Regions from separate parts of the Homo sapiens genome. Here region 1 is linked to region 2. Evidence: chromatin loops called from intact Hi-C (ENCODE). Cell type or tissue: K562. All regions are shown on one strand. Links, peaks and the distances in the headings refer to the core of each region. The heading gives the core; the rest is flanking DNA. Region 1 holds the start of LOC124904078 (a long non-coding RNA gene). Region 2 holds the start of TEPSIN-AS1 (TEPSIN antisense RNA 1).

The links. Hi-C counts contacts between places; a loop is a spot of excess contacts. Peaks named below come from ENCODE experiments on the same cell type or tissue, not always from the same donor. Only the 100,000 strongest peaks of a DNase experiment are listed, where the experiment ranks them.
Region 1: a loop joins it to region 2, with 3 times the contacts of the local background. A loop is called at or near these places in 13 of 110 quality-filtered maps.

Annotation. Positions count from the first base shown.
Region 1 is chr17:81,009,638-81,025,373 of GRCh38, reverse strand. It overlaps LOC124904077 (translation initiation factor IF-2-like), which reads right to left. Exons shown (of 1, transcript XM_047437254.1): 1 at 11,357-15,736. LOC124904078 (a long non-coding RNA gene) reads left to right here and starts at 4,456. Exons shown (of 2, transcript XR_007065934.1): 1 at 4,456-6,928; 2 at 7,026-7,405. RefSeq lists an enhancer at 1,453-1,512. In K562, for the core only: no CTCF peak of the experiment used is centred there; DNase peaks (open chromatin) are centred at 4,423, 5,663, 6,013, 7,013 and 1 weaker place; H3K4me3 peaks cover 2,192 bases.
Region 2 is chr17:81,226,928-81,236,275 of GRCh38, reverse strand. TEPSIN (TEPSIN adaptor related protein complex 4 accessory protein) reads left to right here. Exons shown (of 13, transcript NM_001363764.2): 5 at 2,228-2,295; 6 at 2,560-2,638; 7 at 2,773-2,844; 8 at 3,758-3,961; 9 at 4,255-4,429; 10 at 4,585-4,698; 11 at 4,800-4,878; 12 at 5,598-5,732; 13 at 6,800-7,999. The coding sequence ends at 7,348. TEPSIN-AS1 (TEPSIN antisense RNA 1) reads right to left here and starts at 7,569. Exons shown (of 4, transcript NR_135654.1): 1 at 6,899-7,569; 2 at 6,349-6,538; 3 at 6,036-6,274; 4 at 4,067-4,418. LOC124904081 (a long non-coding RNA gene) reads right to left here and starts at 2,818. Exons shown (of 2, transcript XR_007065940.1): 1 at 2,675-2,818; 2 at 993-2,337. In K562, for the core only: a CTCF peak has its summit at 5,597 (motif pointing right); DNase peaks (open chromatin) are centred at 1,074 and 5,615.

The sequences.
Region 1 (15,736 bases), core at 3,823-11,822, 210 kb after region 2:
GATTCAGCCGTAATTCTTCATTCTTTGGCTCAAGGGAAAACCTTGATTCTGCACAGGATTGCAAAAGCCGAGGCACTCCAGCTAGGACACGGCGTCATTGGAGTGCCCTGGTGCGTTCCAAGGAAAGTTGAGTTGGTGATTTCCAAGTGGTTTTGGGCAGGGCAGGGTCTCCAAAAGGCTGGAGGTGCTGGAGGAGAGGCTGGGTTAGCTTGGCTGGAAGGGGCCCTGCCCTTGTTGCGTCAAGCCTGGGAGACTGGACTTGGGACTCAGGTGCATTTGGAGTTTTTTTGTTGTGTTTTTTGTTTTGTTTTGTTTTGAGACGGGGTCTTGCTCTGTCGCCCAGGCTGGAGTGCAGTGGCACGATCTTGGCTCACTGCAAACTCTGTCTCCCGGGTTCAAGCGATTCTCCTGCCTCAGCCTCCTGAGTAGCTGGGACTACAGGCGCCTGCCACCATGCCTGGCTAATTTTTTTGTATTTTTAGTAGAGACGGGGTTTCACCATGTGAGCCAGGATGGTCTTGATCTCCTGACCTCGTGATCCGCCCGCCTCGGCCTCCCAGAGTGCTGGGATTACAGGCATGAGCCACTGCACCCGGCCGGAGTTGTTTGTTTTGAGACAGGCTCTCTCTCTGTCGCTCAGGCTAGAGGACAGTGGTTAGATCTTGGATCACTGTAGCCTTGAACTCTTGGGTTCAAGGGATCTTCCCACCTCAGTCTCCTGAGTAGTTGGGACTACAGATGCGCGCCACCACGCCTGGCTAGGTTTTGTGTTTTTGTAGAGATGGGGTCTCGCTATGTTGCCCAGGCTGGTCTCAAACTCCTGGACTTAAGTGATCTGCCTTCCTTGGCCTCCCATCATGCTGGGATTACAGGCATGAGCCACGGTGTTGGCTGCATTTGGGTTTTATATATTTTTATTTATTTATTTATTTTGAGAGACAGTCTTGCTCTGTCGCCCACGCTAGAATGCAGTGGCACGATCTTGGCTCACTGCAACCTTTGCCTCCCAGGTTCAAGCGATTCCCCTGCCTCGGCCTCCCAAGTAGCTGGGATTACAGGTGCCCGCCACCACACACAGCTAATTTTTGTATTTTTAGTAGAGGCGGCGTTTCACCATGTTGGCCAGGCTGGTCTTGAACTCCTGACCCCAGGCGATCTGCCCAACTCGGCCTCCCAAAGTGCTGGGATTACAGGCGTGAGCCACCACGCCCAGCCGCATTTGGATTTTATAATAAGCTTTGCTGTGCAGGAGAAGTGGTCCCTGGCATCCCAGCCCCCTGGCCTGACGAGGTTGGAGGGCTCCTTGGGCCCCCACCACTCTGCTGCAGCCAGGGTGGGTGCAGGGCTGGGAGGGTGAGCCACGAACTTGACATCGGTGACCTTCACTGCCACCTGGTGGACAGCCTGGGAGTGGTAGCTGGTGGGCTGCGCGGCGGAAGGGGTGCAGTGTCCCGGACGAAGACGGCTGAGCATTGTGGAGACCAGCATAGAGAGGCCACAGCAAGTGGGGTGTGACATCAGGGACAAGGGAGAGGTCACAGACTCGGATAGTGGCCGTCCTGTGCTGGCCCCTGCATCTGGGTGGTTGGCAGGTGGAGCACCAAGATACAGGGTTGATAGGACTAGGCTGGAATCCTGGACTCTCTCTGATCCCGGCAAAGTCACAGAAGCTTCTCCTGTCCTGTCGCTGGTCTTTGGAAGGGAGGAGTGACACCCTCCTCCTGGGCTGGCGCGGGGAAGAGAAGCTCCCGCGTGTGAAACAGCTCCACCACCAAGCGCCTGCAGACGAGCGGTGTGTTCCGCCTGGAACCTGCCGAGGGAACGTGTGGGGAAGGTGTGGCCGCCCTGGGAGGCTCAGCTCTGCAGGAAATTCGCTCCTTCTGATGTGCGTTTCAAACGGCCCTACGACATCTTTTTCTTAAATTGAGGTAAAATTCACATAACATAAAATTACCCATTTTAAAGTGTTCTGTTCAGTCCAATGTGGTGCCATTCAGCACATTCATGATGTACAGTGGCAACTCCACCTTGTTCCAAAACATTTTTTGAGATGGAGTCTTGCTCTGTCGCCCAGGCTGGAGTGCAGTGGCGCGATCTTGGCTCCCTGCAACCTCCACCTCCTGGGTTCAAGCGATTCTCCTGCCTCAGCCTCCCGAGTAGCTGGGATTACAGGTGCCTGCCGTCACGCCCACTAATTTTTGTATTTTTAGCAGAGACAGGGTTTCGCGACGTTGGCCAGGCTGGTCTCGAACTCCTGACCTCAGGTGATCCACCCGCCTCAGCTTCCCAAAGTTCTGGGATTACAGACATGAGCCACCGTGCCCGGCCCCCAAAACATTTTCATCACCCCAAAAGGAAACCCCAGCCACTGGCAATCACTGGCTCTTCCCTGGCCCTAGTGGCCCCTCCCCCGCCCTGGTGGCCCCTCCCCCACCCTGGTGGCCCCTCCCCCGCCCTGGTGGCCCCTCCCCTGCCCTGGTGGCCCCTCCCCCACCCTGGTGGCCCCTCCCCCGCCCTGGTGGCCCCTCCCCCGCCCTGGTGGCCACTCCCCCGCCCTGGTGGCCCCTCCCCCGCCCTGGTGGCCCCTCCCCCGCCCTGGTGGCCCCTCCCCCACCCTGGTGGCCCCTCCCCCGCCCTGGTGGCCACTCCCCCGCCCTGGTGGTCCCTCCCCCGCCCTGGTGGTCCCTTCCCTGCCCTGGTGGCCGCTCCCCCGCCCTGGTGGTCCCTCCCCTGCATCTGTCCTTGGGCACTGGCCCATTGGACATTTCGTGGGACTGGAACCACACAGTATGTGGCTTCTTCCACTGAGCATGATGTCCTTGGGTTCATCCACGCTGTGGCCTGTATCAGAACTTCCCGCCTGTTGATGGCTGGATAGCTCCCCATGGGAGGGATGTCTGACATTTGGTTTCTCAATTTGGCAGTGGATGGATACTTGCTTGGGTCTGTACCTAGGAGTGGAGTTGCTGGTTCTTATGGAAATTCCATGTTTAGCTTTTTGGGAAACTGTCAAACTGGTTTCCACAGCGGCTGCAGCATTTTACCTCCCTGCCAGCCAGGGTACAGTTCCTCACAGCTTCACCACACTGGTTTTCTGTTTTTTGTTTTTGTTTTTTTAATTCTAGCCATCCTGAAGGTGTGAGGCAGATCTCCTGGTGGTTTTGTTTGTTTGTTTTTCAGACAGAGTCTCGCTCTGTCGCCCACGCTGGAGTGCAGTACTGCGATCTTGGCTCACTGCAACCTCTGCCTCCTGGGTTCAAGCGATTCTTATACCTCAGCCTCCAGAGTAGCTGGGATTATAGGTGCCCACCACCATGCCCGGCTAATTTTTGTATTTTTAGTAGAGATGGAGTTTCACCATGTTGGCTAGGCTGGTCTTGAACTCCTGACCTCAGGTGATCCACCCACCTCGGCCTCCCAAAGTGCTGGGAATACAGACGTGAGCCACTGCGCCCAGCCTCCTGGTGGTTTTGACTTGCATTTCCTGGTGGCGATGGTGTTGAGCGTCTTCTGCGTGCCGCCTTTTTCAAAGGAGCCGGAATTCTCCCAGAAATGTCAGTTCTCCCATTCAGTTTCCATCGGGGAAGTGAGCCTGGAGGACGCCGTGGAGTCCACACCCTACACCTGCCTTCCCCTTGCAGGTTTTTGGCCCAAATCTCAGCTCCTTCAGCTACATGGGGCCTCCCTGGACCCAACCCAGGGGCACCTTTTGGCCCAAGGGGAGTTTCAGAAGCAGCGAGGACAGACACATGTGGGGGGCATCTGCAGGTGGTAGAGGGTGTGAAAGGAGGTCCCTGAGCTGCCAGGCACCCAGACTGTGTCTGTAGGGAGGCCCCGCAGTCCCTGCACCCCCTCGACTGCCCGGTGCTCTCCGTGGAGAAACACGACAGACGCGGTTGGACACAGCACAGTGGATGGACGTCCCCACCTGCTCCCTGCAGACGCTTTGGGTGGAAGCCCAGACTGTCCCTGGCTGCCAAGCAGACCATGCTGAGGGGTGGTGGCCGGGAGCCAGGGAGCCGGCCCACTCCTGCCCCAGTGACACCCCACAGGCCACAGGAGAAATGCCAGGAGCCTCATGGTGTGGAAAGGGACACGGAGGCCCGGAGCACTGAGGGGCTTTCCCAAGGCCACGCGGCCGGGCACGGGGAAGCTGGGCCCTCCCGGCGCCTCCAAGGCCTCTTCCCGGCTGGAGGCAGCTTCACCCACCAGGCCTGGCAGTCGAGAGTCTGAGACTTCAGTAGTAATGGGGTTTCTTGGCAGGAAACTGGGAGATGAGTAGGTTTCCGGAAAGGCTGGAGAGAACCTGAGAGCTGAAGGGAAACACCGGAGCCAGCCTGGCCCAAGGACCAGCCTTTAGTCCAACCGCAGGCCCTGTGCTGGCTGGGGTGCAGCTGGCTCTGCCCCTGGGTGTGGCTGCTGTTACTGCCTCCCCGCCCCCCAAATGCAGCTCTCAATGCTGCCGGCTGCTCCCAACGTGAGGCCCAGCCTCAGCTGTGGAGCAAAGGTGCACCTCCAGGAGCATCTCCACCAAACCTCAACGAAGACCACCCCCCCCAGGAGGGGCAAGCTGGAACCCCCTGAGCTGACCTCCTGGGGCCTCCTTCGGCCCCTTTAACCAAGCACGGTGGAGCCCAGGCTATCCTGTCCACGATTGCACCGCAGACGGGCGCCTGAGTGCCCGCGAGCACACACTGCTTTCAGGTGATGTCCTTAAACTTTGGATCTCCTAGACGAGCTTGCCCCTCTCAGTAAGCCCCAGGCCTCCTAAGGCCATTTCTCAACAGGAGCCGTGGGCCCTGGCACAGGTAGGGTGGAGCTTAGCACTCTCCCCTGTAGACTCAGATGGCTCTCATATGCGTATTTCTCTCTTTTTTTTTTTTTGGAGACAGGGTCTTGCTTGTTCTGTCACCCAAGCGTGATCTGGTCTCACTGCAGCCTCAACCTCCGGGGCTCAAGCAATCCTCTCGCCTAAGCCTTCTGAGTAGCTGAGACTACAGGCGTGCACCACCATGCCCAACTAATTTTTTTAAAAGTTTTTTTCTAGAGATAGGGTCTTGCTATGTTGCCCAGACTGGTCTTGAATTCCTGGGCTCAAGCGATCCTTCTGCCTCGGCCTCCCAAAGTGCTGGGATTTCAGGCGTGAGCCACCGTGCCCAGCCACTAATATGTATTGTCCAGACCTCTTCGCTAACCTCCAGATCTGTGGCTCCAACCGCCTACCTGACAGTCGCCAAGCAGACCCCCTGCCAGGTCGCAGCCTCGGGCCATGGTCCCTCCGTATCCCCACACATACAGCTGGGAACCTTGGTGTTACCCTTTCTGTTTCCTCTTCCTTCACTCTCCTCCCCTGACCCCCAGCCTAGCCCCCATGTCTTGTCAACTTTGAGCTCCTGAATCTGTCTACCCACCTCCGGGCCCCGGACCCCTCCACCCCGGACCTGGGAAAAGGCCCCTTACCTGATCCCCAGAAGCCCTTGGCCTGTCCAAACCCGTCTCCATACTCAGTGAGGTTTTCCAAGTACAGATCTGACTGAAGTCCCCTGCGGCAGCCCTGTGCTGACATCCATTGCCCCAAGGATAAAGACCTGGGTCCTCAGTCCCTCCACAGCAGCCTGCACCCAAGTCCCCTCGCTGAGCTCCAGCCACTGGCCCCGCTGGGCAGAAGTGACCATGTGATACAGAGCTCCCGCCTCCCCGGAGTGGGGTGAGAATCTAAGATCCCCGCTTCCCCAGGGCTGTGCAAGAGGCTGAACACCTGTGTGGACCTGTCTGCCCTTTGCCCCCACACGCTAGCTGACAGTAAGCCCCCCAGGCAGGCACACAGGAGAAGGATAAAAAAGGAGACCCCCGTGAACTGCTCAGAACAGGCTCAGCCCCAGGGGGCCTCTGCCCCCACCTCCCCACGCTCTATGGTTCTCTCTCCATGAGGTCCAGGGCCTCCCAAGACCTTCAGGTACTAAACAGCCTTTGGTCACTTTGGTCACAGCAGCTTCATTTACTGGGTGATTCTCAGTGTGATAACTGGAACTCGGCCTGACTCACCCAGGATTAAACCTCTCCCGGCTGCCTTGTGCTCAGACCTGCCATGGCAGGAAAACTTGGGGTTTGCAGATTCTTAAATGTTTTGTGTTATAAGCCGGGAGCGGTGCCTCACACCTGTAATCCCAGCACTTTGGGAGGCTGAGGCGGGCGGATCACCTGAGGTCGGGGATTCGAGACCAGCCTGACCAACATGGAGAAACCCCGTCTCTACTAAAAATACAAAATTAGCCAGGCATGGTGGCGCATGCCTGTCATCCCAGCTACTAGGGAGGCTGAGGCAGGAGAATCGATTGAACCTGGGAGGCGGAGGTTGCGGTGAGCCAAGATTGCGCCATTGCACTCCAGCCTGGGCAACAAGAGTGAAACTCCGTCTCAAAAAAAAAAAAAGTTTTGTGTTATATGGATTCCAGTTCTCAGCTGAAAAATCTCCACCTTTTCATCTACTTTCTCCCTTGCTTCCTCCATCTAAACAAAAACGCACAGAGTTCGAACTCTAAACAAAAACTCACAGAGAGTTCAGGGGTTCTCTGCTGCGACTTCCACTCTCTGGCTTTGTGTGCATCCGTTTCCACGGGCTATTTTTCCTCTTGATTTTTGGCCCTGTGGTCTCTGAATGCTGGATGTCATGCGCTGAAGCCTGGAGACTCCAGATCCGGGGTCAGCAAACTGCAGCGGGGGGCAGCCGCCTGCTTTTGTGAACGCAGCGTATTGAAACACACCCATGCCCATTTGTTCACAGATGCTCTGTGGCTGCGTGTGCCCTACAGCAGCACGGTTCAGTAGGCAGAGGCCACTTCTACTACCCGGCTAAGGAAAAGATGGGCAGAGCCTGCTCTGGATGACGCTGTGTTCCAGCCGGCGGAGAGGGTCCCCCATTTCCTCGGTAAGGAGGGTGACCTCCTCGCTCCAATCAGGGACTGAGCTGAGCTGAGGACAAGCTGCCCTTTCGGTGAGCCTATCTCTGTGTTGCTTGTTTCTAGGAACTAATCCTCCAGGAAATTAACAGACAGTTTGCTGTGGACAACTAGAGCCCTCCCCTTCCTTAGCCCTGAGCGAGGTAAACAATTCTGCTCTGCCTTCCGGAAGTTTCAAATTAGCTCTTCAACCAGCGTTTTCACGCAGCTTCCAGTCCTGCCACAGTCTTGAAGAAGAGATCAGCTTTCGCGTCTTCATTCTTGCCAAGATTAGCTGCCCTTCGAATCTCCCGTGTGTCATTAATCCCAGCACGAACAAGCACTTGGGAACTGCGGGCTGCAGATGGTCTGCTTATCCTACGGAACCCTCCTCTTTTGAGGCTTAACCCCTTTAGTCTTTGTTGCTTCTGTAGCTTTCTGATGCCATTAAAGAGATGATTTTTATATTTTTGCCTGGCCTTTCTAGTTCTTAGTGGGAGCCTTGATCTGCTGCACTCCATCCTACTTGGAAGTAGAAGTCTGTTTCCCCATGTTTAAAATGTTAATTTCAGGCCACGCACAGTGGCTCATGCCTATAATCCTAGCACTTTAGGAGGCCAAAGTGGGAGGGTCACTTGAGCCCAGGAGTTCCAGATCAGCCTAGGAAACACGGGGAGACCTCACCTTAAAGAAAAAAAAAAAAAAAAGGCATGCACTGAGCATGGTGGTGCATGCCTGTAGTCTCACTTACTCAGGAGGCCGGGGCAGGAGGATCACTTGAGCCCAGGAGTTTGAGGTTACCATGAGCTATGGTTGCATGACTGCACTCCGGCCTGGGCAACAGAGCAAGACCCTATCTCTAAAAAAATAAAAATAAAATAGGCTGGGTGCAGTGGTTCACATCCATAATCCTAGCACTTTGGCAGGCCAAGGCAGGAAGATCGCTTGAGCCCAGGAGTTCAAGACCAGCCTGGGCAGCATAGTGAGACCCTGTTTCTAAAAAAAGATATTAGCTGGCCATTGTGGCACATACCTGTACTTAGGAGGCTGAGGCCAAAGGATCACGTGTACCCAGGAGTTTGAGGCTGCAGTGAGCTGTGATCATGCCGCTGCACTCAGCCTGGGCAACAGAGGAAGACTCTGTCTCTAAAAATGTAAGTCAATAAAAATAAATAAAATGTTAATTTCAGTTTCCAATTGTTCCTTGCTAGCAAATAGAAATACACATTTCATTTTGTACACTGACCTAGTATTCTGTGATGTTCTAATTTGTTCTAGTAGACTCCTTTGAGATTTTCTATGTAGTCATGCTGTCCACAAATAGAGACAGTTGTGTATTTATTCCTTCCCAATATGTGTTCATTTTATTATTTTCTTGCTTATTACACTGAACGGGGCCTCCAGTATGATGCTGAATAGATGTGGTGACAGCAGACGCCCTTGCCTTGTTTCCTTCCTTATGGGGAAAGCATCCAATCTTTTATCATTAAGTGTGATGTTATCTGTAGGGTTTTTGTGATGCCTTCTGAAAAGTTAAGGAAGTTGTTTTTTATTCATAGTTTGCTAAGAGTTTTTATCACAAACGGATGTTGAATTTTGTCAAATTCTTTTCCTGCATCTATTGAGATATCATAAGATTCTTTTTTTTGTAGTCTGTTGATACGATGAATGATACTGATGTTTGAAGGTTGAACCAACCTTGCATTTCCAGGATAAACCTCATTTTGTTTGTCCCAGAATAAATAGATTACTTCAGGATAAAGACTCATTTTTATATATTGCTGGATTATTTGCTAATAATGAGTTGAGGATTTTGCATCTAGGTTCATATGGGATATTGGTCTGTTTGCTTTTCTTGTAATGGCCTTATGTGGTCTTAGGGTCAAGGTAATGTTGAACTCATAAAAGGAATTGCAAAGTGTTCTCTCCTCTTCTATTTTCTTTAAGAGTTTGTGTAGAATTGGTATTAAGTCTTCCTTAAATGTTTGGTAGCATTTAATAGACATATGACAATTTGGTTTACCTATTTAATCTTGAGTGAACTTTGGCAGTTTGAGTCTTTCAAGGAATTTTCCCATTAAATCTAAATTGTCAAATTTATGAGCATAAAACTGTTTGTAATATTTCATATTTACTTTTTTCTTTCTTTCTTTTTTTTTTTTTTTTTGAGATGGAGTCTCACTCTGTCACCCGGGCTGGAGTACAATGGCGTGATCGTGGCTCACTGCAATCTCCACGTCCTGTGTTCAAGTGATTCTTCTGCCTCAGCCTCCCAAGTAAGTGGGATTACAGGTGTCTGCCACCATGCCCGGCTATTTTTTTTGTATTTTTAGAAGAGATGGCATTTCACTATTTTGGCCAGGCTGGTCTCAAACTCCTGACCTTGTGATCCACCCGCCTCGACCTCCCAAAGTGCTAGGATCACAGGCGTGAGCCACCGTGCCCAGCTGTAATATTTCCTTAATATCTTTTTCATGTCTATAGGGTCTGGGGTGGTGTTCCCACTTTCATTGCTAATGTTGTAATTTGTATCTTCTCTTTTTTTCCTGATCACTCTAGCTTGAAGCTTTTCAAATTTATTGATATTTTCAAATAACCAGTTTTTGCTTTCACTGATTTTTCTCTGATGTTCTGTTTTCATTTCTGCTGATGTCCACTCACTATTGTTTCTTTTCTCCTGCTTGCTTTGGATCTGCTCTTCTTTTTTGAATTAATTAAGGTGAAAGTTTAGCTAACTGATTTCAGACTTTTCTTCTACCTTAACATAAGCATTTAATATTCTAAGTTTTCCTCTAAACACTGTTTTAGCAAGAATCCATAAATGTTAATATGTTTAGTTTTCATTTTCTTTCAGTTAGAAACAGCCTCTAAATTCCCTTGTGATTTTCTATTTAACTCACAGGTTAATTTAATATTTGTGGATTTTCCAGATAGCTCTTTGTTACTGGCTTTTGGATTGATATTATGGTCAGAGAACATGCTTTGTGTGAGTTCAATTCCTTTAAATTAGTTAAGGTTTATTTCATGGTCCAGAACATGATATGTCTTGGTAAATGTCCAATATGCACTTGAATAGAATGTGTATTCTGCTGTTGCTGGGTGGAATGTTCTATAAATGTCAGCTGAGTCAAACCAGTTAACAGTGTTCAGGTGTCCTATATCCTTCATGATTTTCTATTTATTCTCTCAATTACTGAAAGAGGGGCCAGGAACAGTAGACTATGCCTGTAATCGCAGCATTTTGGGAGGCCAAAGCAGGAGGTTCACTTGAACCCAGGAGTTCAAGACCAGCCTGGGTAACATGACAAGAGCCCGTCTCTACAAAAATAAAAAAATTAGTGGCCGGGTGCGGTGGCCCACGCCTGTAATCCCAGCACTTTGGGAGGCCGAGGCGGGCGGATCACGAGGTCAGGAGATCGAGACCATCCTGGCTAACACGGTGAAACCATGTCTCTACTAAAAATACCAAAAATTAGCCGGGTGAGGTGGCGGGCACCTGTAGTCCCAGCTACTCAGGAGGCTGAGGCAGGAGAATGGCGTGAACCCGGGAGGTGGAGCTTGCAGTGAGCCGAGATCACGCCACTGCACTCCAGCCTGGGCGACAGAGCGAGACTCTGTCTCAAAAAAAAAAAAAATTAGCTAGGTGTGGTGGCATGTACCTATAGTCCCAGCTGCTCGGGAGGCTGAGGCAGAAGGATCACTTGAGCCCAGGAGGTTGAAGCTTCAGTGAGCCATGTTTGTGCCACTGCACTCCAGCGTGGGTGACAGAGCAAGACCCTGACTAAAAACAACAACAAAATACTGAAAGAGGAGGGTGAAAGTCTCTAACTGTAAGAAATTGTTTTACCTTTCATTTCTGTTAGTTTTTGCTTCATGTGTTTTGAAATTCTATTGTTAGGTGAATACACAATTTGGATTGTTTTGCCTTCTTTTATTATTGAGTAATGTCTCTCATTATCCCTGTTGATATTTGTTTTGAATATACATTGCCTGATATTAACACAACTACTCCATCTTTCTTTTGATTAGGGTTTCTGTGATATATTTTCCCCATCCTTTTACTTGTTTGTTCTGAGATGCAGTCTGGCTCTGCTGCCCAGGCTAGAGTGCAGTGGTGTGATCTTGGCTCACTGCAACCTCCCCATCCTGGGTTCAAGTGATTCTCCTGCCTCAGCCTCCTGAGTAGCTGGGATTACAGGTGCACGCCACCATGCCCGACTAATTTTTGTATTTTTAGTAGAGATGGGGTTTCACCATGTTGACCAGGCTGGTCTTGAACTCCTGACCTCAAGTGATCTGCCTGCCTCAGCCTCCCAAAGTGCTGGGATTACAGGAATGAGCCATCACTCCCGGCCTGTTGATTGTCTTTTTGTATTAGGTCATTCTTGCACTGCTATAAAGAAATACCTGAGACGGGGTCATTTATAAAGAAAGGCTTATTGGTTCGTGGTTCAGCAGGCTGTACAGGAAGCACAGCGGCATCTGCTTCTGGAGAGGCCCCAGGAGGCTTCCAATCATGGTCAAAGGCAAAGCAGGAGGAGGGACATCACATGGCAAAGGCAGGAGCAAGTGGGGGGATGGGGGAGGTGCCACACACTTGTAAATGACCAGATCTCGTGTGAACTCAGAGAGACAGCTCACTTATCACCAAGGGATGGCCCAAGCTCCCATGACCCAAACACCTCCCACCAGGCCCCACCTCCAACACTGGAGATTACAATTCAACATGAGATTTGGGTGAGGACAAATATCCAAACTATATCATTCCACCCGGGACCCCTCCCAAATCTCACGTCCTTCCTACATTGCAAAATACTATCATGCCTTCCCAAGAATCCCCCAAAATCTTAACTGATTCCAGCGTTAACTCAAAAGTCCAAAGTCTCCCCCGAGACAAGGCATGTCCCTTCCACCAATGAGACTGTAAAACAAAATACAAGTAATTTACTTCCAAGACACAATAGGAATATAGGCACTGGGTAAGTACTGTCATTCCAAAAGGAAGAAATCAGCCAAATGAAAGGGACTACAGGTCCCATGGAAGTTCCAAACCCAGCAGGGCAGGTGTTAAATCTGAAAGCTCCAAAACAATCTCCTTTGACTCCATGCTCCACATCCAGGGCACACTGGTGCCAGGGGTGGGCTCCCAAGGCCTTGGGCAGCTCCGCCCTCGGGGCTTTGCAGGTTCCATCCCTAACGCTGCTCTCACAGGTTGTTGAGTGCTTGTGAAACCGCAGGGTGCAAGCTGCTGATGACTTTGCCGTTCTGAATTCTGGAGGGCAGTGGCCCCTTCTCGCAACTCCACTAGGCAGTGCCCCAGCGGGGACTCTGTGTGGGGGCTCCAACTCTCTCAATTAGTCAGATGGGATTTTGGGGATTTGTGGACATTGCTCCTTGGCACTGCCCTAGTAAAGGTTCTCTGTGGGGGCTCTGCCCCCCGCAGCAGGCATCTGCCTGGGAACTTGGGCTTTCTCATACATCCTCTGAAATCGAGACAGAGGCTGCCAAGCCTTCACTCTTGCATTCTGCGCACCCACAGGCTTAATGCCATGTGAAAGCTGTCAAGGCTTACAGCTTGCAACCTCCAAAGTGGCAGCCTGAGCTGTACCTGGGCCCCTGTGAGCTGAGGCTGGAGCTGGAGCTGCTGGGATGCCATATGGGGAGCACTGCCCTGAGGCTGTATAGGGAAGTGGGGCCCTGGGCCTGGCCCACAAAACCATTTCGTTCCCCTAGGCCTCAGGGCCTGTGATGGGAGGGGCTGTCATGAAGGTCATCATTCCATTGGCTTGGTCATCACCTCTCGGCTCATTTTCAAACACGCAAATATCTCTAAGAAGTGGTTCCTCCACACTCTGCTTGAATTCCTCTCCTGAAAAAGCTTTTCCTTTCTCTGCCACATGGCCAGGCTGCGCATTTTCCAAACTTTTTTTTTTTTTTTGCGTGGCGGACAAAGTCTCATTCTGTCGCCAGACTGGAGTGCAGTGGTGTGATCTTGGTTCACTGCAACCTCCGCCTCCCAGGTTCAAGTGATTTTCCTGCCTCAGCCTCCCGAGTAGCTGGGATTACAGGTGCCCTCCACCACACCCGGCTCATTTTTGTAGTTTTAGTAGATGTGGGATATGATGAGGTTTCTCTTCAAATAGCCTGATCAATCCTTTCTTCCTTAATTCATAGTACCTCCCCCACCCCTTTTTCCTTTTTCTCTTTTCTGCCTTTGTTAGATGCCTGGACACGCCACAGGACCAGGCTTATCAGTACCAGCTCACATTCCTTTCCTTATTTGGAAAGGAGACTAGTCTCTAGCTCATTGCAAACGCTCCTTCCCCTTCTTCTTTCCCTCTCTCCCTTACATGCCCACCATATCTAAAGAAAGTTCAAATGTCTACCCAACTGGGATTAGTTCAGTTTGTGCAACCCAACCCTGGCCAATGGGGAAAGGGTACAGGGACAGGACTTGCATCAGAAATAAAGGCCCTCATGCCCCTTTGTTCAGGTGTGCTCTCATGGCAACTGGCCAAGGAGAAGCACCTGTCTACGCAGAAGTAAAATTGCTTTGCTAAGAATCCTTTGTTTGAGGCTGGGCGCGGTGGCTCACGCCTGTAATCCCAGCACTTTGGGAGGCTGAGGTGGGCGGATCATGAGGTCAGGAGATCAAGACCATCCTGGCTAACACGGTGAAACCCTGTCTCTACTGAAAATACAAAAAATTAGCCAGGCATGGTGGCGGGTGTCTGTAGTCCCATCTACTTGGGAGGCTGAGGTATGAACCCAGGAGGTGGAGCTTGTAGTGAGCCGAGATAGTGCCACTGCACTCCAGCCTGGGTGACAGAGCAAGACTCCATCTCGAAAACAAAAACAAAACAGAACAACAAAAAAGAATCCTTTGTTTGAGTGTTCGATCACCTTAGGATTTTGAGCGTTATTCCCAACAGTAGAGATGAGGTTTTGCCATGTTGGCCAGGCTGGTCTTGAACTCCTGGCGTCACGGTATCTATCTGCTTTGGCCTCCCAAAGTGCTGGGATTACAAGTGTGAGCCACCACACCCAGCCAATTTTCCAAACTTTTACACTCTGCTTCTCTTTTAAATATAAGTTCCAACTTTAAGTCATTCCTTTGCTCCCTCATCTAAGTACAGTTTGTTAGAAGCAGCCATGCCACTTTTTGAACATTTTGCTGCTTAGGGATTTCTTCCACCAGATACCCTAACTCATGACTCTCAAGTTTAAATGTCCATGGATCCCGAGGCATGAACAGAATACAGCCATGCTCTCTGCCAAAACCTTAGCAAAGAACACATGACCTTTGTTCCAGTTTCCAATCAGTTCCTCATTTCCAGCTGATACCTCGTCAACCTGGCCTCTACTGTCCACAACACTATGAACATTTTGGTCACAATCATTTAACCAGTTTCTAAGAAGCTCCAAATTCTTCCTCATCAAATTCTTCTTCCTCATCATCCTGTCTCCTTCTGAGCCCTCCACACTCTTCCAACCTCTGCCCATTACCCAGGTCCAAAGCTGCTTCCACATTTTCAGGTATCTATAGCAATGCTTTACTCCTTGGTACCAATTTTCTGTATTAGGCCATTCGTGCAATTGCTATAAATAGCTAAGCAACCAGGCACGGTGGCTCACGCCTGTAATCCCAGCACTTTGGGAGGCTGAGGCAGGCGGATCACGAGGTCAGGAGATTGAGACCATCTTGGCTAATACAATGAAACCCTGTCTCTACTAAAAATACAAAAAATTCGCTGGGCGTGGTGGCAGGTGCCTGTAATCCCAGCTAGTTGGGAGGCTGAGGCAGGAGAATGGCGTGAACCCAGGAGGTGGAACTTGCAGTGAGCCGAGATCAGGCCACTGCACTCCAGCCCGGGCAACAGAGCGAGACTGTTTCAAAAAAAAAAAAAAAAAAGAGAAATATCTAAGACTGGATAATTTATAAGAAAAATAAGTTTAACTGGCTCATGGTTCTACAGCTGTACAGGAAGCATCGCAGCATCTGCTTCTGAGGAGGCCTCAGGAAGCTTCCAATCATGGTGGAAGGCAGAGGAGGAGCAGGGAAGAGGTGCCACACACTTTGAAATGACCAGATCTCATGTAAACTCAGAGCAAGAATTCACTTATCACCAAGGGGGTGGCCCAAGCCATTCATGAGAGACCCGTTCCCATGATCCAGTCACCTCCTACCAGGCCCCACCTCCAGCACTGGGGATTACAATTCAACATGGGATTTGGGCAGGAAAAATATCCAAACTGTATCACTTTTCCTTTGGAAACTGGTCACATTCTCATGATTTTTTATATGTCACATAATTTGGGATTATGAATTGGGCTTTTTAAAAAAATTTTGAGACCAGGTCTGGCTCTGTCACCCAGGCTGGAGTGCAGTGGTGCAATCTCAGCTCACTACAACCTCTGCATACCAGGCTCAAGCAATCCTTCCACCTCAGCCTCCCAAGTAGCGGGAATACAGGCACATGCCACCACGCCCAGCTTATTTTTGTATTTTTTGGTAGAAACTGATTTTTGTCAGGTTACCCAGGCTGGTCTCGAACTCCTGGGCTCAAGCGATTTGCCCGCCTCCGCCTCTCAAAGTGCTGGGATCACAGCTGTGGGCACCACGCCCGGCCATGAACTGGACATTTTGACGGTTATGCTGGGTGGACTCCGCAACAATCCGCTGGAGAATGTTGATTTTTTTTTTTTTTAAATGCCCATCAACCTGGTTAGTTCCAACCACAAAGTTCTGCTGCCTCTGCTCCAGTCGAGGTTCCACTTTCAAAGCCAATTCCTGTTGC
Region 2 (9,348 bases), core at 903-8,902:
CGGAGCCCAAGACAGAGTGAGGCCATGGGAGGGCGGAGCTGGGAGGCAGGAGAGGCGGGGCCCCGGCCAGTCGGTCTGTCCAGGCAGAAGATGGGTCTGGGGGAGCTGTCCCCGCAGGCTTGGGGGCAGTCCCATGTGCCTCTGCCTAATGAGGACTTGTGGGGGCTTGGCCTGAGATCTTCCATGGGGTGGAGGGAGGCCTGGCTCCAGGTGGTCACTGGGCGCACCATGTCTGGACCCCACCCCAGCCCCTGAGTGGGGAATTCTGGGGAGGGAGACTGAGTCTGTCTCGTGCCACTGCTTGCTTGTGGAGACCTCAGGGTGTACCATCCACTGGGCTCACCCCAAAACCGGTGTCGAAACCAGTGTTGTCCCACTTTATGGCAAGTGGGCATGCAGCTCTAGGTGTTCCGCAGGGGCCAGTGCCCTGGGCCGCCATAGACAGTTGTGACACATGACTTAGGCAGTAGATGCCCCTGAGGGGACGGCAGTGCGGGGGTGCTCTCGCCATCCTCACAGAGCTCCTCACAGCTTTGGGGCCAAGGCAGCACCAGCCATTTATCCTCACCATTCAGCGGGCCAGAGGGCCCCGGGCTCCAGGCCACTCCCGTGGCTGTGGTTGGTGCATGTACGTCGTGGCCTCAGTGGTCTCGGGGACACGCCCTGGGGTGGGGGCTGCAGCAGGTAGGGGGATGGGGCACAGCAGGACCTGAGGATGGGAAAGGCTCTTCTTCAGACCCTGGGTTCTTGTCGGCACCAGAGTCTCTCCTGTGCAGAGGCAGCTATGGATGATGGCTGTTGCCTGCCGTGCCTGGACACTGGCCCTGGGTGACACACAGGCTGTGGGAGGTGTCAGGACAGGCCCTGTGAGGAAAGTGGGTGCCAGATGCCACACGTGAGAGACGGGGCGCCCTGCTCCAGGTGGTGGGTGTGCAGTGAGGATGGCCTGCCCCACGCGCGCAGAGCGTCAGAAAGAGGAAAGAAAACGCAGCTGGCAGTTACAGACAGATTTTCTTTAGTTAAAACCTGAGAGGCACCCCCAGCCGATTGCGGTCAGGAGCACTTTATCTTACAGACTGAATGTTGGTTTTAGGATGAGAGGGCTTATCAGAAGCTCGGAATGTTTATGTGTGTGGAGAAGTTTATGGCAGGGTTGGAAGGAGGGAAGGTTATCTTGGGGCAGGCATCTTTTCAGCCTGGAGGTGGGTTTTCTCGAAGCTGGCATCTTCCCGGCTGGAGAAGGGTTATCTTGGGGCTAGCATGTCTCTGGTTGGGGAGGAGTTTGGAATGTTTCTGGTTGGAGATGTTATTTGTGGTTCATGGTCGTGCTGACCTTAGCCATTAGGCTGATGCCCTATGGATTTAGGCAGTTTTTGGTTAAGGTGAACTTTAGAATGAGGGGCTTGTCCAAGATGGTGATGCTCCTGCTCTGTCACAGAGCAGGGGCAGCGTGGGGTGGCAGGTGGGTGCCCTGGGCTCCTGCAGGGAAGATGGCAGCCTCAGGGTGTCAGTTCATCCAGCCATTGACTCAGCTTGTGGCCGCCAGCCCTGGGCCCAGGGACAGCCAGGAGCATCGTCTCCGAATCACGGGACCAGCCTGCCAGGGTGGAGGTAGACGGCCGAGGGGCGTGAGTGGATTCGCCTGTGACAGAGGCTCTCGAGGGGTTCTCAGAGGCACAGCTCTCAGCCTGAGCCCTGAAAGGATGCCGCGGCCCCAGGTGTAGGCTTGGGGGGCCCTGGGGCCGGAAGATTTAAGGAAAGAAGCCCCAGTTCATCATGACAGGAACTCTCAGAGCAGGGGAGCTCGAGGCGGCTGAGACTGGGGTTGGGTGGGGCTAGGTGGAGCTTTCAGGCTGTGATAAGAACGCTGGTTTCTCCCTCCAGGCCCCGGAAGCCTCTGAGGGGTCCCTGGTGCACCTGGGGCAGGGAGAGTGGGCTTCGGGGAGGCCACACCCGCTCAGGCACCAGGGGTTGCCGACCCTGGGGGAGACGAGGTGGTTGCTGTGGAGAGAGTCTCGCCTCTGTGGGGCATGGGTGAGGGGGAGCTGAGGGTCTGCTCAGGTGTGGCCTCTGCAGGGTCCTGGAGGAGGGCATCCCATTGGCTGTGACAGAAGGGCCTTGGTGGCAGGAACTTGCCACCCTGGAGTGGGCCCAGGGCACCGTGCTCCACAGGGAGCAGCGGTGCCAGGCTCAGCCCTGCCCCCGACTTGCCTTTTCTGTTCTGCAGCTTTTGCAGGGCCCCCAGATCCTCTGCACGGGAACAGCTTGTACCAGAAGGTTCGCGCGGCCGCGCAGGTGAGCCCAGGAGCAGTGTCGCTCTGCGGGGTGCCCCTCCTCCTGTAGAGGGGTGGGATTGGGGCCAGGATGTCAGCTGGGGGGTTTGCAGTTCTCCCATCCGGGACCCCTGCCTCTGCTCCTTGCTGGTGGACACAGAGCCTGTGTCCAGCTGAGTGGCTCAGGAGAAGTGTCCGGGGGACAGAACGGAGCTGATATGGGTGGCAGGGTGAGTACAGCAGGCCCTGGTGTGAGGACACTGAGGGCCTTCGCCTCCCCCTGTAGGACTTGGGGAGCACCCTGTTCTCGGACACCGTGTTGCCGCTGGCTCCCTCCCAGCCTCTGGGGACCCCGCCTGCCACAGGTAGGTGACTGAGGGGACCGTGTCCAGCTCTGGCACCTGGTTTCTGCCTCCTTGAGTGTCCTGGGTGTCTGTGCCATCCGTGGGCAGGGCCGAGGGTGGGGGCCGGCTTGCTGCTAACGGAGGACCCTCTGCAGGCATGGGCTCCCAGGCCAGGCCGCACAGCACCCTCCAGGGTTTCGGCTACAGCAAGGAACACGGCCGCACGGGTGAGTGGGGAGGGCCTGCATGGGCTCTGGCATCTCAGGGTGTGGGGATGAGGAGGTGGTGGGGGCCGGACCATGCCGCCCCATCTAGTAGCTGCTGTCCCCCGTCCCCTCCCCTACATGGCCTCAACCCTTCCTGGGGCTGTCCCCACTGTCTCTCTCTGGCTGCTGACGTGGGGGTGGGGCAGGTGTGGCCAGGGCTGCTTTATGGACAGATGAGAGAAACCAGGCCGAGCAAGAAGTCAGGGCTGGGCCCCGTGGCAGGGGTGAGTCCCACTCTGAGAGGGGCCGAGGGCTGTGCCCCTGGCTGTGGTGCAGGTGACTCAGGCAGTCCCGTGTGGAGCTGTTATGAGGTGGGGCAGTACCAGTGGACAACTGCTCACCAGCGCCAGGAGAGCCACAGGTGGCACCACTGCCTGCGGCTGGGACCCAGCCCCCAGCCCAGCTGTGCCCTGCTGCCGGGCCCTGGGCGGTGTGTAGCTGCTCACCGTTAGGCTGTGTCACGCCGTCCTGCGCACAGCCTGGGGCTCCTGCCGACACTTTGGTGTCGGGGCAGCTTCTACAGGGAACTCACACAGGAAAGGCCGGCCCCTCCCCGAGCCCTGGACACACCCTCCCTGAGCCAAGGCCAAGCCCAAGCCCCTTAGGACACCTTCACCCCCAGAGGACAGAGGGACGGAGGCATAACTCTGCAGTGAGCTTTGGTGTCCAGGCCCACTGGGAGTGGGAATGCCAAAGCGGAGTCCACTGGGAGCTTCCAGAGGGCCTGGGGCCCACCAGGAGGCCTCCCTACCTGCAGCATGTACCCCGACCTCTCCAAGCTTGAGCAGGGAGCCGATGCGGGCACCCTGCTCCCAGAGAACGCGGGTGGGGGCCGCACTGGGCGGCCGTCCCATCTCCCTCTCCTCGGGTACAGGCTCGGCAGGCGAAGCCTTCCTCTCCACCATCCAGAAGGCCGCAGAGGTGGTGGCCAGCGCCATGCGCCCCGGGCCCGAGAGTCCCAGTACCCGGAGGCTCCTGCCGCGGGGTGACACCTACCAGCCTGCCATGATGCCTTCAGCCAGCCACGGTCCCCCAACCCTGGGGAACCTACTCCCCGGGGCCATTCCAGGTCCCCGAGGTATCGAGGCGAGGGCTCCTCCCCTTGGGGTCTGGGTCACTCCTTCCTGTCACCGCTGGGGCTTTGCGGCCACGGAGGCAAATCCCAGGGCCTCCCACACAGCAGGAGGGGTGGGACCCGCGGCGGAAGCACATGCCCATGGGGCTGGTGTTTGCTGAAGCTGGAGCCAAGGTGGCCACCCATCCTCAGCTCAGGACTCAGCCCCCGAGGCCTCCTGGTCCAGGGCCCCGGGAGGTGGGCATGGGGCTGGCCTGAAGCCCCAGGGATCTCACCGGCTGTCCTGTTTCCTCCAGCTGTGAGGCATCAGCCTGGGCAGGCCGGAGGGGGCTGGGATGAGCTGGACAGCGGCCCCAGCTCTCAGAATTCCTCCCAGAACAGCGACCTGAGCAGGGTCTCGGACTCGGGCAGTCATTCCGGCAGCGACAGCCATTCAGGGGCCAGCCGGGAGCCGGGTGACCTGGCAGAAAGGTGAGCGGGAGCTGCCAGATATGTGGGAGAGGTCTCGGAGGCACCACACTGTCCCCCTCCCAGCGCGGCTCCTGCTCTCCAGGTTCTCCCCCATGCGAGACAGGAGTGGGGGCATGGCCTCCACTCACCCTTGACCCGGCCATTCCCCCTGGCAGGGTCGAGGTGGTGGCCCTGAGTGACTGTCAGCAGGAGTTGAGCTTGGTGAGGACTGTGACTCGGGGACCACGCGCCTTCCTGAGCCGCGAGGAGGCACAGCACTTCATCAAAGCGTGAGTGCGCCCGGACCCGCCCTGCTCTGCCTCAGCCCCAACCGTGGGCGAGGGAGGAGGGAACGGGCCGCACCCGCCACCCAGGTGTCCCCTCTGTGCAGGTGTGGACTGCTCAACTGTGAGGCCGTGCTGCAGCTGCTGACCTGCCACCTGCGTGGGACCAGTGAATGCACGCAGCTGGTGAGCTGCACACGCGGGCGGGAGGGCGTGACTGTGTGCATGTGCCTGTGTGCGTGTGTGTGCGTGTGCGTGTGTGTGCACGTGTGCCTGTGTGCACACCTGTGTGTGAACATTCCTCTGTGTGGCTGTGCGTGCGCACATGCCTGTGTGTGTGCGTGTGGGTGTGTATGCCTGTGTATGTATGCCTGTGTGTGTACACACTCGTGCATGTGTGCGGTGTGTACACACTTGTGCACGTGTGTGGTATGCACACATCTGTGTGTGTGTGTACATGACTGCATGTGTGTGGTTGTGTATGTATGTGCCTGTGTGTGTGTGCATGCACATGAAAGTGTGGACACGTGTGTGCGTGTGTCGGGGGGCGTGCGGAGGAATGAAGGTAAGGCAATCGGGGCAGCAGGTCACGTGCTTCTCGCTGGGGTCTGTCCAGGAGCCGGGGAGGACATGGCTCTGGTGTCCGGGAGCTGGGGTGTAAGGCGGTGAAGACAGGGCTCTGGTGTCTGGGAGCGGGGGTGTAAGGTGGTGAGGACAGGGCTGTGGTGTCTGGGATCCGGGGTGTAAGGCGGTGAGGACAGGGCTGTGGTGGAGCTGTCTCTGGGGCCTCCTGGCACTCCAGTCATTGATGAGGAGGAAGAAGAGGGAGAGAGATGGCCAAATAGGCCTCCCTGGCGTGGACCTGCTGCCCCATGGGTGCTGATGTCCCCTCCCTTCACCCGCAGAGGGCGCTGTGTGCCATCGCCTCCCTGGGGAGCAGCGACCTCCTCCCCCAGGAGCACATCCTCCTCCGCACCCGGCCGTGGCTGCAGGAGCTCAGCATGGGCAGCCCGGGACCTGTGACCAACAAGGCCACCAAGGTGGGCAGCTGCGGAGGCCACACGCACACCGGGGTCCAAGGGTACAGTGGGAGATACGCTGCAGTCCACGGCCACCCCGTCCCTGCCCGGCGCCTGGTCAGCCCTTCCCGGACCCCCTCTCAAGTCCCTGTCCCGCTGGCAGAGGGAGCAGCAGCAAGTCAGGGTCCTCACCTCCCCATTGCCTTCCCGCCTTCCACCCAAACTCTGCAGCACTCACAGTACACTGGCCTCTACCTATTCCTGGAAGCCCCCAGACTCCGCTGCCTTAATGTTCCTGCCCTTGTGTCTTGGCCTCACACTTACCTCTTCCAGGAAGCCCTCCCTGACTGCACATGCAGTTTGCCACCCATGACACAGCTCATGCTCAACTCCCAAGCTCCGGAGGGCAGAAATGGTTCCATTCATCTCTGTGCACTTGAACACTCTGAACTGCCTGGCGGCCACTGGAATCACACGGGGAGGCCTCTCCCGGCCGCCAGGCCCTGGCACCTTCCCTCTGCCTGTGGGCATTCCCAGCTTCTTTCTTCCTGTTTTCTCCCTGGCTGCTGGAAACACAGGTCCTCAGTCACCCATCCCCAAGTCATCCTTAACTGTCATTGGCCATCTGCTAGCTCACCTTTCAGTCAGAGCGACGAGTGAGCCTGGGGTTCGCACCACCGCAGGCGAACCTCATAGTGGGGTTTCTAAAACGGGCATGCTGGAAGAACCCTGCGTCCAACAGTTGGAAATGCCCAGATGTGCCAGGCCACGTGTTCACTCCCTCCGGCAGTGCCTGGCGGGTTATGACGGGGAGGGTGTCCATTTGTCTAGTAGTGAGTAAAGGAGCAAGATTCGAGGTGTGTATGTGACACCTGCCCCGTGTCGCCAGCACCAGCCCAGCAGCTGCTCTCGGTGGGATGACAACTGGGTGCACTGCCCCAGCCCCTCCCAGCAGCCGGTGTCCTGCCCAGAGGTGGCCCTGCCCTCTGGGTGGAGGGACTGAGGAGGTCCTAGGGAGAAGCGGGCCCTGGTCCCCACATTTCCCAGGGTTGCATAGGAACCTCCCTGGTTCCTCCTTCCTCTTTCAGATCCTGAGGCACTTTGAGGCCTCCTGTGGGCAGCTGTCCCCTGCCCGGGGCACCTCAGCTGAGCCTGGCCCCACAGCCGCCCTCCCAGGCCCATCTGACCTGCTGACCGACGCTGTGCCTCTCCCTGGGAGCCAGGTCTTCCTGCAGCCTCTGAGTTCAACCCCGGTCTCGTCCCGGAGCCCTGCTCCCTCATCTGGGATGCCGTCCAGCCCTGTGCCCACCCCACCCCCAGATGCCTCCCCCATTCCAGCCCCCGGAGACCCCAGCGAGGCCGAGGCCAGACTGGCAGAAAGCAGGCGGTGGAGACCTGAACGGATCCCAGGGGGCACGGACAGCCCAAAGAGAGGCCCCAGCAGCTGTGCGTGGAGCCGCGACTCCTTGTTTGCTGGCATGGAGCTGGTGGCCTGTCCCCGCCTGGTGGGGGCTGGGGCTGCTGCGGGAGAGTCCTGTCCTGATGCTCCCCGCGCCCCCCAAACATCGTCCCAGAGGACAGCAGCCAAAGAGCCTCCTGGCTCAGAGCCGTCAGCTTTCGCGTTCCTGAACGCCTGACCCGATGGCCTGGCCCTGGAGTCTTCAGCTTCAGCTGCTGTCTGGGGCGGTCTGTGCTTCCTGAGCAGCCTCAACCGTAGCTGCTACAGTCTCCAGGCAGCTTGACTTGAGAGGACGACCCTAGGGCTACCTCAGTTTCCCCCATCTCCTCTGCCAGAGGCTCTGGCTATTTGGACTTGAATCCCTACGAGGGATGGCAGGTGGCAGGGCTTCAGAAATGTCGATCTCAGGGCTCTCAGGGGGCAGTCCCTGCCTGTCTTGCTCTCAGACATGAGGTTTCTTGTATGAATGCGGAAGCGACTACCAGGTTCCTTATTTCATTTTGATCTCAGCTCCCTCCTTCCCCAGGAGGTCATGAGCAGCAACAAGCCACTGCTCCCCCGTCCCATCGGGGTGGGCTAGGTGCTGAGGCTGGGTTTGGTGCATGTGGGTTGAGGGTGTCTTGTCCGGGCTGCCTTGTGCTGTCTGGCCTGAGGCCATTTCAAGTCTCAGATCCCTACGTGATCCTTCCCTGGCTCTCACCTGCTCCTTTAGGCTGTAATTGCTTCCTACACACGAAGCCTCTGATTGGAGCCTCTGGTCCATCTCAGAAAAACCTTCCAAGAGCGCTGGGGTTTATGCTTTCTGAATAAACACTACTGTTTACATGAACCTGGGCCGCTTATTTTTCTTTTTTTGTGTATGTGCATTTTAATGAAAATACCATCAATAAGGGGCACACACAGAGGACTGCTTTCCTCAAAGGAGGGACAGGCGGTGTTCCTGAAACGTTTGGTAGAACTTCCCACTGGCACTGTCCTTGCAGTTCACCTTCTTAATGGCAAGGTTTTAAACTATGAAATTCAGTTTCTTCAATAAATAATAGACTATTTGGGTTATCTATTTCTAATTTCAGCAGTTTGTGTCTTCAGGGGATTGGTCCATTTTATATCAGTTGCTGAATTTGTGATTCCGTTTTTTGTAGTAGTCCTTTATTCTTCCGTTCATGCCTGTGGGGCTGTAGTCACACTATCACACTCTTCCTGTCATGCCTGTGGGGCTGTAGTCACACTATCACTCTTCCTGTCATGCCTGTGGGGCTGTAGTCACACTATCACTCTTCCTGTCATGCCTGTGGGGCTGTAGTCACACTATCACACTCTTCCTTTCATGCCTAATATTGGTCACTTGTTTTCCCTTTTTCTTGGTCAGACAGTTTATTAATGTTATTAGTTACTTCAAAGAACAAACTTTGGTGTTTTTTTTTTGTACTTCACTAATTTCTGTTTTTCAGTTTCCTAGTTCACTAATTTCTGTTCTTTATTATTTCCTTTCTTCTGCTTTGGGCTTATTTTTATTTTTTCAGTTTCTTTTTTTTTTTTTTTTTTTTTTTTTGAGACAGAGTCTCACTCTGTCACCCAGGCTGGAGTGCAGTGGCGCAATCTGGGCTCAGTGCAACCTCTGCCTCCCGGGTTCAAGCGATTCCCCTGCCTCAGCCTCCCGAGTAGCTGGGATTGATTACAGGCTCATGCCACCATGCCCGGCTAATGTTTTGTATTTTGGTAGAGATTGGGTTTCACCATGTTAGCCAGGATGGTCTCGATCTCCTGACCTTGTGATCCACCCTCCTCGGCCTCCCAAAGCACTGGGATTACAAACATGAGCCACAGCGCCCAGCCTTTTTCAGTTTCTTAAGGTGGAAGCTTAGATTATTTATCATGTCCTTTATTTTCTAATGTGAGCCTTGTAATGCTATAAACATTCCTGTGAACACTGCTTTGGCTGCATCCTATGAATTTTGGTACATTTAAATTGTTATTCAGCTCAAAATATTTTCAAATTTATCTTGAGACTTCCGTTTTGTCCAATGGGTTATTTTAAAGCATATTGTGTTATGATTTAATTCTGATATAGTCAGAGAACATATTTTATATGATTTCTGTTATATTGTTTAAAGATTTCAAGCCTAGGCAACATAGCAAGACCCCGTTTCTACAAAAAAAAAAAAAAAAAAAATTTAA